2 separate regions of the Homo sapiens genome follow, and region 1 is linked to region 2. The links are chromatin loops, found by intact Hi-C in ENCODE. Cell type or tissue: dorsolateral prefrontal cortex. All regions are shown on one strand. Region 1 overlaps SLC4A4 (solute carrier family 4 member 4). Region 2 overlaps SLC4A4 (solute carrier family 4 member 4).

Region 1 (5,000 bases), 200 kb before region 2:
GGTGGCTTAGGAAGCTAGAGAAGTGCGGTGCTAAGAGGAGAAATACAGGTGGACCATCGAATTAAAGACAGAAGCTTGGAGGGGAGCTTGAGATGGATCATGAAATCTAAATTAAAAGCATTGAAATAAATTTAAGACTTAGAAGGACCAGAAGGCAGGAGACTCAAGTTATGTACTTTTCACTGAAGTACTGGGGGAAGGTCTGTCTGAAAGGGATCCTTTACATATCGATTAAGGTAGTGGAGTCTGTTTTGAGAAAAGGCCTTAAAATGCACATAAACATGGCACAGTTAATAGTCTGGAGGAACAAAAGATAACATTCTTTTCCAAATAAATGACTACCATTTATCTTGATTTACTCTGTATCCATCTGTCAAGGCCTGAGCCAGTGTCAAGTGTTCTGTCCATTGTGCATGTGATTGTCTACTCTCTCTCTTTCTCTCCTCTCTGTGTCTTTTATAACTTGTCTTTCATTCTTCAGATTAGAACAAGAGTGCATCATCACTATTAATGTTAAAAAGTAAAGAGGTGCTCACCTAGACAAATAGGCCCAGGAATTTTGAGATTAAAATTATATATCAGCTTTTGAGAAGGGCAGTGGAAACAGTGCCAGCAGCACTCAGATAGGTCATAAGGAATGAACAGATCAGGAAGATGCTGAGACCGCATGTGTATCAACCATAGAATACTGTTGCATTCTGTGGCATTTGGGGACCAGTTTGAATACAGCATTTAAAATAAACAAGGCAATCCATTCTCTTTCCCCTCAGAGGTTTCTTCCTGGGGGAATACTGCATTATGTTGTATACTGGTTTTCTGAAGGGATCCTATGGAGAGACAGTTGTTAAGGACTAAATTGTTCAGTGATCATAAAAAAATTATTTATAAGTATGCATTTTACCGTTTTGTTCCTGCTGATCAATGTTATACACTAATATGCCTTTGGCATATTTGATATGAGTTATCCAATTTGACATGAAGATTCTCTTAGAAATTGCTGTATATCCTCAGCTGCTTTGATGGATTGGTAGTTAATTATTTGGTACAGTTCTGTTTAAAAGTCAGAGTTTTTGCACCTAGATATAGAAAGACATTTAACCCCATGATTTTGGGGGAAGCCATAGGGCTCTGGCACCAACATGATGACAAAATTGTTGTGGGAAAACTGAATGAAATACTTGCCTACTATACTATTATTGTCTCTCAAGAACAGCCACATAACAGTTTCTGTTGTTCTGTGACCTATGGTGTTTGAGTTGCTTATGTCCATAGACATACCACGTCCCATAGACAAGGTTCCCACATGTGTCTGGCAGTGCGCGATGTGATGCTTATACTTCTGAGAAAAACAAAAACCAAAAAGCCCACATATAAATAGTAACTTGATGGGAGTCATCTTTGATTCTTTCCTTGCTCTCACCCTCATATGCAATCCTTCAATGATTTCTGTTGGTTCAACATTTAAAATAGATCTGAATTTTTCTGTTCTTTTCAGTTTTGCGGTCACATTTTTGTCCAGGGAATCATCACCTCTTGCATAGACACTGCAGCAGTCTCTGCTTTTTAAGTATTTCTTCATAGAGAGGCACCATTGATCATCATAAAGTGTAAATTGGATCATGTCCTTCCTCTGCTGAAAACTTCCCATTGTCCTAAGAATAAAACCTCAATTGGGCATCATGGCCCAGTGTCTTTCTAGTCCTGTGATGTGCCATTCTCTCCTTGCTCACTTTACTCCAGATACATTGATATTGGAGTTCCTTGGTGCTAAAACCTTTTCTGCCTCAGGGCCTTTGTTCATGCAAACTTGTCTTCCTGAAATGGTCAGCCCATTCTTGTCCTGGTTAGTTTTTCTGTTCCTGTATGTTCTGGCTTTTAAATTTTACCTCTTCAGAGAGTCCTTTCCTTACTACTCTCTCTAGTGCAGATTCCCCTTCATTATTCTTTCCCAACGCCTTATGTTTCCTTCAGAATATATGTTTTAACATGTGATTTTTGAGAGCTTACAGGTTTGTCTTGAGCTGTTGCTGGATTGTAAACTCCGTGAGAGCAAAGATCAGGTTGTCTTGTTCACTTTGTTATCTTTGGCGCCGCACAATGCCTGGCACATAGTGTGTTTTTCATACGTGTTTATTGAGGAGTAACTGAATGAATGAATTACTACAGAGAAAGACGTAAGCATTGCTTTAATTGGTCTAAATATTTCTTATATCCTAGATAGAGATCCAGCTGATTTTCTTGTTTTTAAGCCTGGAACATCGTATTTATATTTCCCTGCCCTGCCTTTCTCCCTTGGCACATAAAATCTGGTCTTCGCTTTTAATTATCCCACTTTGGAAAGTGCCTCATTATTTTGTCTATCGCCAAAGTGGGATTTTGGTCTGGGTAGGTAACTCCCAAGTGTGTGCAGCTGCTTGTTAACCACAGGTGAGGGATGAAACTGAACCGCAAGGCACATTAATTTTTTATATACACTTAAAAATGCTCACTGTTCCACAGAGCAGGCAGCCCCCCTTCAGAAGCCATATTAAGGTGACATGAGCTGGCACCGTGGCACATGCCTATAGTCCCAGGTGCTCCAGAGGCTGAGGTGGGAGGATCATCAGAGCCCAGGAGTTTGAAGCTGTAGTGCTCTATGATTGCCCCTGTGAATAGCTGCTGTGCTTCATCCGTGGCAATATAGTGAGACCCTGTCTCTACAAAAACATGAAAGGGCATTTATAAGAAGTAAACGAAATATCTTCCAGTATTTAGGCACATTAAGGAGATGGCATAATTAACAGGTTCATTTAGTTTATAACCTAACGCTTTCTATTTTCTTCATGGCTTTGGTGTCAAGACCGGGTTTCTAAAAAATAAATGAGTGTTTGATTTTTACACATTTGGAGCTCTGAGGAGGAAGCGAGCTAGCTTCGTATCCCCCTCTGAGCTCAGCAGCAGCTCCAAGTCCTTTCACAGCTGCTATTCCCAGTGTGGCGTCAGAGCTGGTGTCCCAGCTGGGGACACAGAGAAGGAAACGTGTGTGAGAGCGTGGTGCACTGAGCCATGGGGAGAGAGAAGCTGGGGAAGGAAAGTGAAATGGAAGAACAAGCAGGAGAGACAAGGGAATGAGGAGGTGGTGTGGAGTGGGTGGTTGAGAGAAAAGTTAGATTGTGCTCTTTCTTAAAAATAATCCTTTTGCCTCCTCCACTGTGCATTTTTTTTTTCTAAGTTAGCAGCTGCCATCCTCTGAGGGTTGCCCAAAAAGTGGGTGGGAAGGTGGTCCTGGCTGAGATAGGCTTTGGAAACACAGCATACCTTCCCAGCCTACATGGTTTTGGCCTCTGTGCCTCCCATTTTGTTAGTGTCCAGGGATACTTATGGGGGCATCACAGGCTACTTTGTGACTGTAGAGATCCTGAAGATGTGTAAGATGGTAGGAAACAAAGCTACAAACAGAACATCGTGTTCAGCATTTTGATCTGATGTGTAAGATATTTCTTGACAAGCATGAACATGCATTCATGCTTGGAGGTGCTAACTGCCTCTCACACACAGGTCTTGCCCGTTGTGGAATCATAGCGCTAGGTATGTCCATACAGACACTCATTCAGTCTTGTGGTATTCTTTTTTAGCTTTTTGGATGTGTACCAGAACTGATGGATTTATGCTAGTGAACATTGTTCTGTGAGCCTGGGACAATGGATGCTGGTTGGTGATCCAGTTATATTCAGGAAACTGAAACAGAGAAATGGGCAGCTGCTTTTGTTTGGTGCTTCCGGGTAAATGAACAGAGTAGCTTTTCATAAGAGCCAAGAATATTTGGTGTTGTGTCATTTGACTTCCCCTTTTCCCAGTGCACACCCCTCCCAACCTGACCTCATACTTCTTGGTACATTTGTACTTTTTCTTGATTTTTAAAATGTTTTCAGGCAAGATCCTTAATTTTGATACCATAAAATAAGGTTTCTTTAATTTTCTACATGCCATTGGTATTCTCAAAAATCGATCTATATATAGGAGAAAAGGCTTTGGAAATGTATGAAAATGAGGTAGACCTGTCCCAGTTTAAAAAACAAAACACAAACACAATAAAACTATACCATCTCTTTCATCCCCTTCTCTATTTTTCACCTTATATAAGTAGGAGGAAGTACTTTGTCTTTAGGTCTGAGTACAAAAGCTTTTTATATTAAAAAATGTTTTAAAACTTACAGTTTGCCTTTTCAGAAGGGACACTTGTGTTGTAATTTTGCTGGAAAGGGAGCATATCAGAGTGGTTAAGAGTGCATATTTGAGCCAGATTACTTGAGTTTGAATCCCAGTTCATACCAGCAGTGTAACCTTGGTTATTTACTTAACTTCTTTGTGCTCTAGTTTCCTCATATGTAAAAAGGGGATGATCGATTTTAATCATAGTATTCTGAACATGAAGTGAGCACTGCATGTAGTCAGCAATAATGGTTAGCAGTTATTATTTTGAGTTACTATGATTGCCTTCTTCAAGCTTATCTTTTCCTATCCATCATACACAGGTAATGCCAAAAACTTGAGGCTAAAACTCTGTAGAGCTTAATTCCTTGTAAACAATAACCACTATTCTTTAAGCTCTTCTGGTCTTTTCTGCCACAAATTCTCACTAGGCGTTCTTTTGCTTTAGCTGTCGGCTTGGCTCTTGGCTCCTAACGGCATATTTGAGAGAAGCAACCTAAATTCAGTCTCTTATCTTGCCAGTGAGTGTCAGTCTGCACGTTGGCTGGCAGGTGAGAGGACCAAGGGAACAAGGACTTCAAGGGGCAGAGGTGCTGTCTCTTGTGCTGCTCTTTTTTGTGGAATACTGCCACCAGCAAGTGGCTTGGTGTACCAAGGGTGTCCTTGAATTTAGTCGGCAGTTGTAATTCCCCGTTCTGGATGCCTGAAATCAAATAGACTGTTCTGTCTTTTACAGGAAGGATCTCTTTCTGGCTCTTTCTTTGTGTTTCTTTGTGAAATTAATCTGGTTAAGAAGGGCTGTTGGGTGG
Region 2 (5,000 bases):
TGAAAGGATAGAGAACATAAAATCTTCTCTCCTCTCCTCCCCTAACCTTTTTTTGAATAGTTTTTTGTAAATTATTTCCATTAGGAATATCCTTTTCTTTTTTTACAGACATGAGTTCTGGGCTTTAATTTTTAATTTAATCAGAATATATTTCATTCTTTTATATTTCACCTTTGCTAAACTAATTGAATGTCTGTAGTATGCCTGGTACCATGCATAGCCCTGTGAATACTAAGAAAACTGAAGCAGGGCACTGAGTGCGGCTAAGGTCCAGTGGTTGTGCAGACAGATAGATGGACGATCCTAATAAAATGTAATAGCCAAGAGTGGAAATATGAACTGTAAGTGCAAGGTCAAGACTTCGGAGAGCTGTTGAGCTTCAGAATAGGGCATTCTAGGCAGAAGCCCTGGGGAAGACTGAGGTTTGAGGCTTGGTTGGGAGGGTGAGTAGACTGACGTGCAAGTCACTCAACTGACCTGCTGACATTTGTCATGGGACTCAGCTGCATTTCCTCCCATCACACACCTCCATGGCTTCCTCCCTTAGTTCCTTCAGGTCCTTACCCTAAAGTCACCTTCTTGGAGACCTTTTCTGGCCACTCTATCTAAAATTTCAACCACCTTTTTTCCAGTACTACATAATGCTCTTTCCCATTTAATTTTTCTTTTGATTTTTATCACTATGTGTTGCATTTATTCATTTATTGTCTGCCTCCTTTTCATCCCCAGAGTAAACTCCATGAAAGCAGAGGTTTTTTGATGCATGTTGTTCACTGTTATGTCCTCAGCACTCAGAAGAGTGCCAGAGTGTGGGCATATCGCAGGTGCTCAGTAGCATTTATTGAAGATGAAAGAATGAATGATGAATAAATGAGTGAGTGAATGGATGAATGAATGAGGGTGGAAAGGGTACTATGGCGAGATGATGAAGGGCCTTTATATGATCTGCTTGCATATTAGGACGTTTTTCTCTAGGCAATGAAACATTTTAATGTATTTACACAGTTCACTCTTTTCTAAAGACCAACTGGCTGATCTTCAGGAAATGTGACACCTAATTTGGTGACCCAAAAAGAAAGAGATAGAAGAAAATTTATTCCTTTATAGTTTTCTGGTTTCATCGTAAGTGGTTAAGTAGTATCTTGTCACTGATTCAAGCATTTTAAATATGTTGTGTTTGATTTAATGAGTTACCTCTTGATTAATTTGATGGTAATTTACTTTACATTTAGTGGATGTTTGCATTCTCTCTGCCCAGGTTCTGTGGTGGACTAATTAAAGACATAAAGAGGAAAGCGCCATTTTTTGCCAGTGATTTTTATGATGCTTTAAATATTCAAGCTCTTTCGGCAATTCTCTTCATTTATCTGGCAACTGTAACTAATGCTATCACTTTTGGAGGACTGCTTGGGGATGCCACTGACAACATGCAGGTGGGTATGGTTTTGAGGAGGACACAAATAGTACAGCCCAGATTGCCTTCCTCACCCCTACAGCTCAGTTAGAAGCAGATGGCCTTTCAGTTACTCAGCGTGATTTTCTTTCTTTTGCTGGATGCTGCATTTTACTTTGCTTCTGGCCTGCTGCTGTATTTCCAGCATTTTAGTAATTATAAAAATAGCTCGATGAAATCTGGCTTGAGTCACAAGTAGGGAAAGGAAGGGAAGGAAATGAGGATATACAATTCTATTTGGGCAAAAGCATATCAGCTGCTTTAATTTTGTACAGTGCACAAGGTTTAGATCTTCTACTAGTTTGACTATGTGGAACATATTCTGTTAAACTTGATGATTACACTTTCTTTGGGAATGTATGATTAGCTTAATTTTACACATGAGCAAATAGCTTCCAACCATTGAGCGATTTGCTCAAAGTTGGGTTTGCATGTTTACCAGTATAATTTGGTTTTAATGAATATAAGCTAACAGTTATATCTCCTGCAGGTGGACCTGATTCTCATTAAGCTGTAACGACTCTGGCTTGACTTATTTTGTATGATTAATTGTAACCACAATTAGTTGGTTACTTCTCAGATAGCATTATCTTCCTTTTGCAACAATAATAAAGTTTTGGTGATAGAAAAGATGTGTCTGATTCCCTCCACCAACCAGAAAAATATGTCCCAAATTACTTTTAGTTGGTCCAATCCTTTTCAGAAAAGCTATTGTGCTAGGTGATGAATACGAGTAGTGAATGAAGTTATATTCCTATGAAAAGGACCAGATTGAAGCCCTTTTCACACTTTTCCTTCCACTTTACTATATATTATTGTATAACCTATGTGGTATTCATAAGTGATGCCAGCCAGCTTATTTTTTTTTTAAATGCAGCTGATTCCATAGGATTGCTGTTTTTCTACTTTGGTTTTCTTTCCTGGGCACATGCATATTTTAGATTTTTGTCTAAATACAAAAATACTATGGAGATTATAACATCTATGTTGACCTAAGTAAAAAGGGAGAAATTATACAATTGTATTTTAGTTTGTCAAGTGCAGTTTTATCTTTTAGTTCTTATCTAGTACTGCATAGCATGTTACCCCAAAACTTAGAGGCTTGAAACAACCATTTTATTACTCTCTTTCATGGCTGGATGGTGGGTTGGCTCAGCTGAGTGGTTCTCTCTTTGGTCCCTCATTCACTTGCAGTCAGATGGCAGCAGAGGTTGAGGTCACGCAGCAGCTTCTTTACTCATGTGTTGGTGCCTAAGCTAGGATGTCCAGAATATTTGGGGTCTGGATACTCTCCACACGACTTCTCCACATAGCTAACTTGGGCTTTCTCACAGTGGGGGGACTGTGATGACGTCTAAGAGCTCATGCTCCATCAGAAAGAGGCAGTTGCCACTCAGCTTTGCTTTTTCCCACATAAATGTGTACGCAGTATTGCTTCATTTTCTGATCTTCAAAGAGAGGCTGAAAATTCTGATTCTTAGTGAAACCAGTGATTTTTAAATATTGGCAACTGATTAACATTTTAGGAAATAATATCGTGCTGGTCAAAGAACACATACCTCTGTGTTACCAGTGAGAGATCTGCAGCATGGGTTATGAGAACCAACTCTAATAGGACATAGAGATGAAATAGACAGAGCATGTTTTTCTCCTTTTCCCTCATTTGTAAGACAAAACTGAATACATTAAATTGTAGTAGTGATGTCAGTAATAGAATTTTTATAAAATTTGATCTATATCCAAGTTGGGCAGCTATTCTTCATCTAAATGACAGCGTAAGGATAACTAAAACAGATCGTTCAAGAAAAAAAATGGAGAAGATGGCACTGGGGAAACACCCTACGGCCAGCTTGAAGAAGTTAATACAGGCAACCACATGTTAAGAAAATAGAAGAAAGCTGTGATTTTGAGAGGGCGGTAAGAACAAAACTGTCTTCCGTCTGTCAGAATGTATAGAGACTTTCTTGTGTTGTGCAGATAATTTTTAAACTTTTTTTGATGGACATTCTCATTGAGATGGGGACATTGCAATATTGCCTATGTGTATTAGTTTATTGCCTTTTTTGAATTGAATTGTAATTCTTTGCAACCTCATAAGACTTGGCTTTACAATGCTGCATCTGACTGTAGAGAAGAAGTCTGTTCAGATCTGTTTTGATCCCTCCTAGATGGATGAACTTCTTTATGAGTAGGTTTTGGGAAAGTAGAGCACTCTATTATGTAACATACATAGTTAATTGGTATTTTTCTCCTATGTGATATATGACCTGGGAAAGGCCTTGCTGGTGGAATTAGCTATTTTCTGTGTTCTAAAGATTTCAAGAGGAACGTAAATACTTTCAGTGCTTCAGGATGTTAAGTAGTCCACTAAAATAACCATTTGCTGGATGTGACTCCTAAGAGCTGACTTTCAAATTTATGGGGAAATTTTCCAGATGTAATTTGATTATTTTATTAATAGATTTTTTAACCTCCATTGATAATTTCACTGAAACTGTGGATGGATTGTTTGAAAATACTGAAGAACATGTTTTTCACTCTCTTCCAAAGCTTTTTTCCTTTAAGAAACATATTGGCAATATCTTTCTCCTAGAATACAATTTTGATACATCTAGAAATTACAGTAAGTGGCAAAAACACTGAAAAAGAGGCATAGAAAATTAATGACTATGAATTTAAATTTGTTGAACCAAAACTTAACAAATATTAATAGTTTTATATATTTTAAGGACTAGGGAGTAAGGTGATTTAATGTGGAATTTAAGGTGGAAGATAATCTCTTGATTGAAAGGGTATGTACTTTACCGCACAAAATTTTTGATTTTCTGGCAGGAGAAGTCTTCTTGACCTGGGACCAGGATAAGGAAATATTTTGTAAATTTGGTGCTAAGGCCCAGGTCATTTTACAGGTCTATGGCAGAAGTTGATTCATTCCTTGCAAATATTTATGGAGTGTCTACTATGTGTTTGACACTGTTTTAAGTGCTGGAGATAAAGATAGATGAGCAAAATAGACAGGAATTCCAATTTTGAATCCCAGTTATAGTGTAGGGTATTGATGAAAACAGTCTTTTTCAGTCACCCCCAAGAGATACCAGTAGTGGGGTGTAGTGGGCTTATTTAGGGGATGAAGTCCTCTGGCTTCACTTGCTTTTCTAAACAGTAGACCAAGACTAAGCAGAAAAGCATTGGCAGAGCCTGAAATAATCTGCAGTTATGTCACATGCCTTCATAAATGTGGCAGTGGGTTATTCACAAAAGCACAGGCAGCTCAAATGAGTCAACTGAGAACAGTGTCCTTGCTTTTAAAGGCAGACAGCTCAGAGATGGTTCACATAGGGCCTTTATTGTCAGGCTACAAATAGACATGGGTGCTGGGTAGAAACGTGTTGTGAAAACACAGATGAGTCACTGCATGGCTGTTGTCTAAGCAAACTCTTCTGCCAGCTTCTGTTCAGAAGGTCTTGCCTGTTTGAAGCATTTATGTTAGAGCATATATATACACATATATAATTAGAAGCAGATTATTTTGGGAGCTATGTAGATT

What was found. Peaks named below come from ENCODE experiments on the same cell type or tissue, not always from the same donor. Only the 100,000 strongest peaks of a DNase experiment are listed, where the experiment ranks them.
Region 1: it touches region 2 in a loop (2.5-fold over the local background); 2 of 110 quality-filtered maps call a loop at or near these places.

What each region holds. Positions count from the first base shown.
Region 1 is chr4:71,256,443-71,261,442 of GRCh38, forward strand. The region is part of intron 3 of SLC4A4 (solute carrier family 4 member 4); the gene reads left to right. Among named protein-coding and RNA genes, the nearest start is that of SLC4A4, 72 kb to the left of the region's middle. In dorsolateral prefrontal cortex, no CTCF peak of the experiment used is centred here; a DNase peak (open chromatin) is centred at 2,999; H3K4me3 peaks cover 2,125 bases; H3K27ac peaks cover 4,148 bases.
Region 2 is chr4:71,452,237-71,457,236 of GRCh38, forward strand. SLC4A4 (solute carrier family 4 member 4) reads left to right here. Exons shown (of 26, transcript NM_001098484.3): 12 at 1,259-1,433. Among named protein-coding and RNA genes, the nearest start is that of SLC4A4, 270 kb to the left of the region's middle. In dorsolateral prefrontal cortex, no CTCF peak of the experiment used is centred here; no DNase peak of the experiment used is centred here; H3K27ac peaks cover 2,719 bases.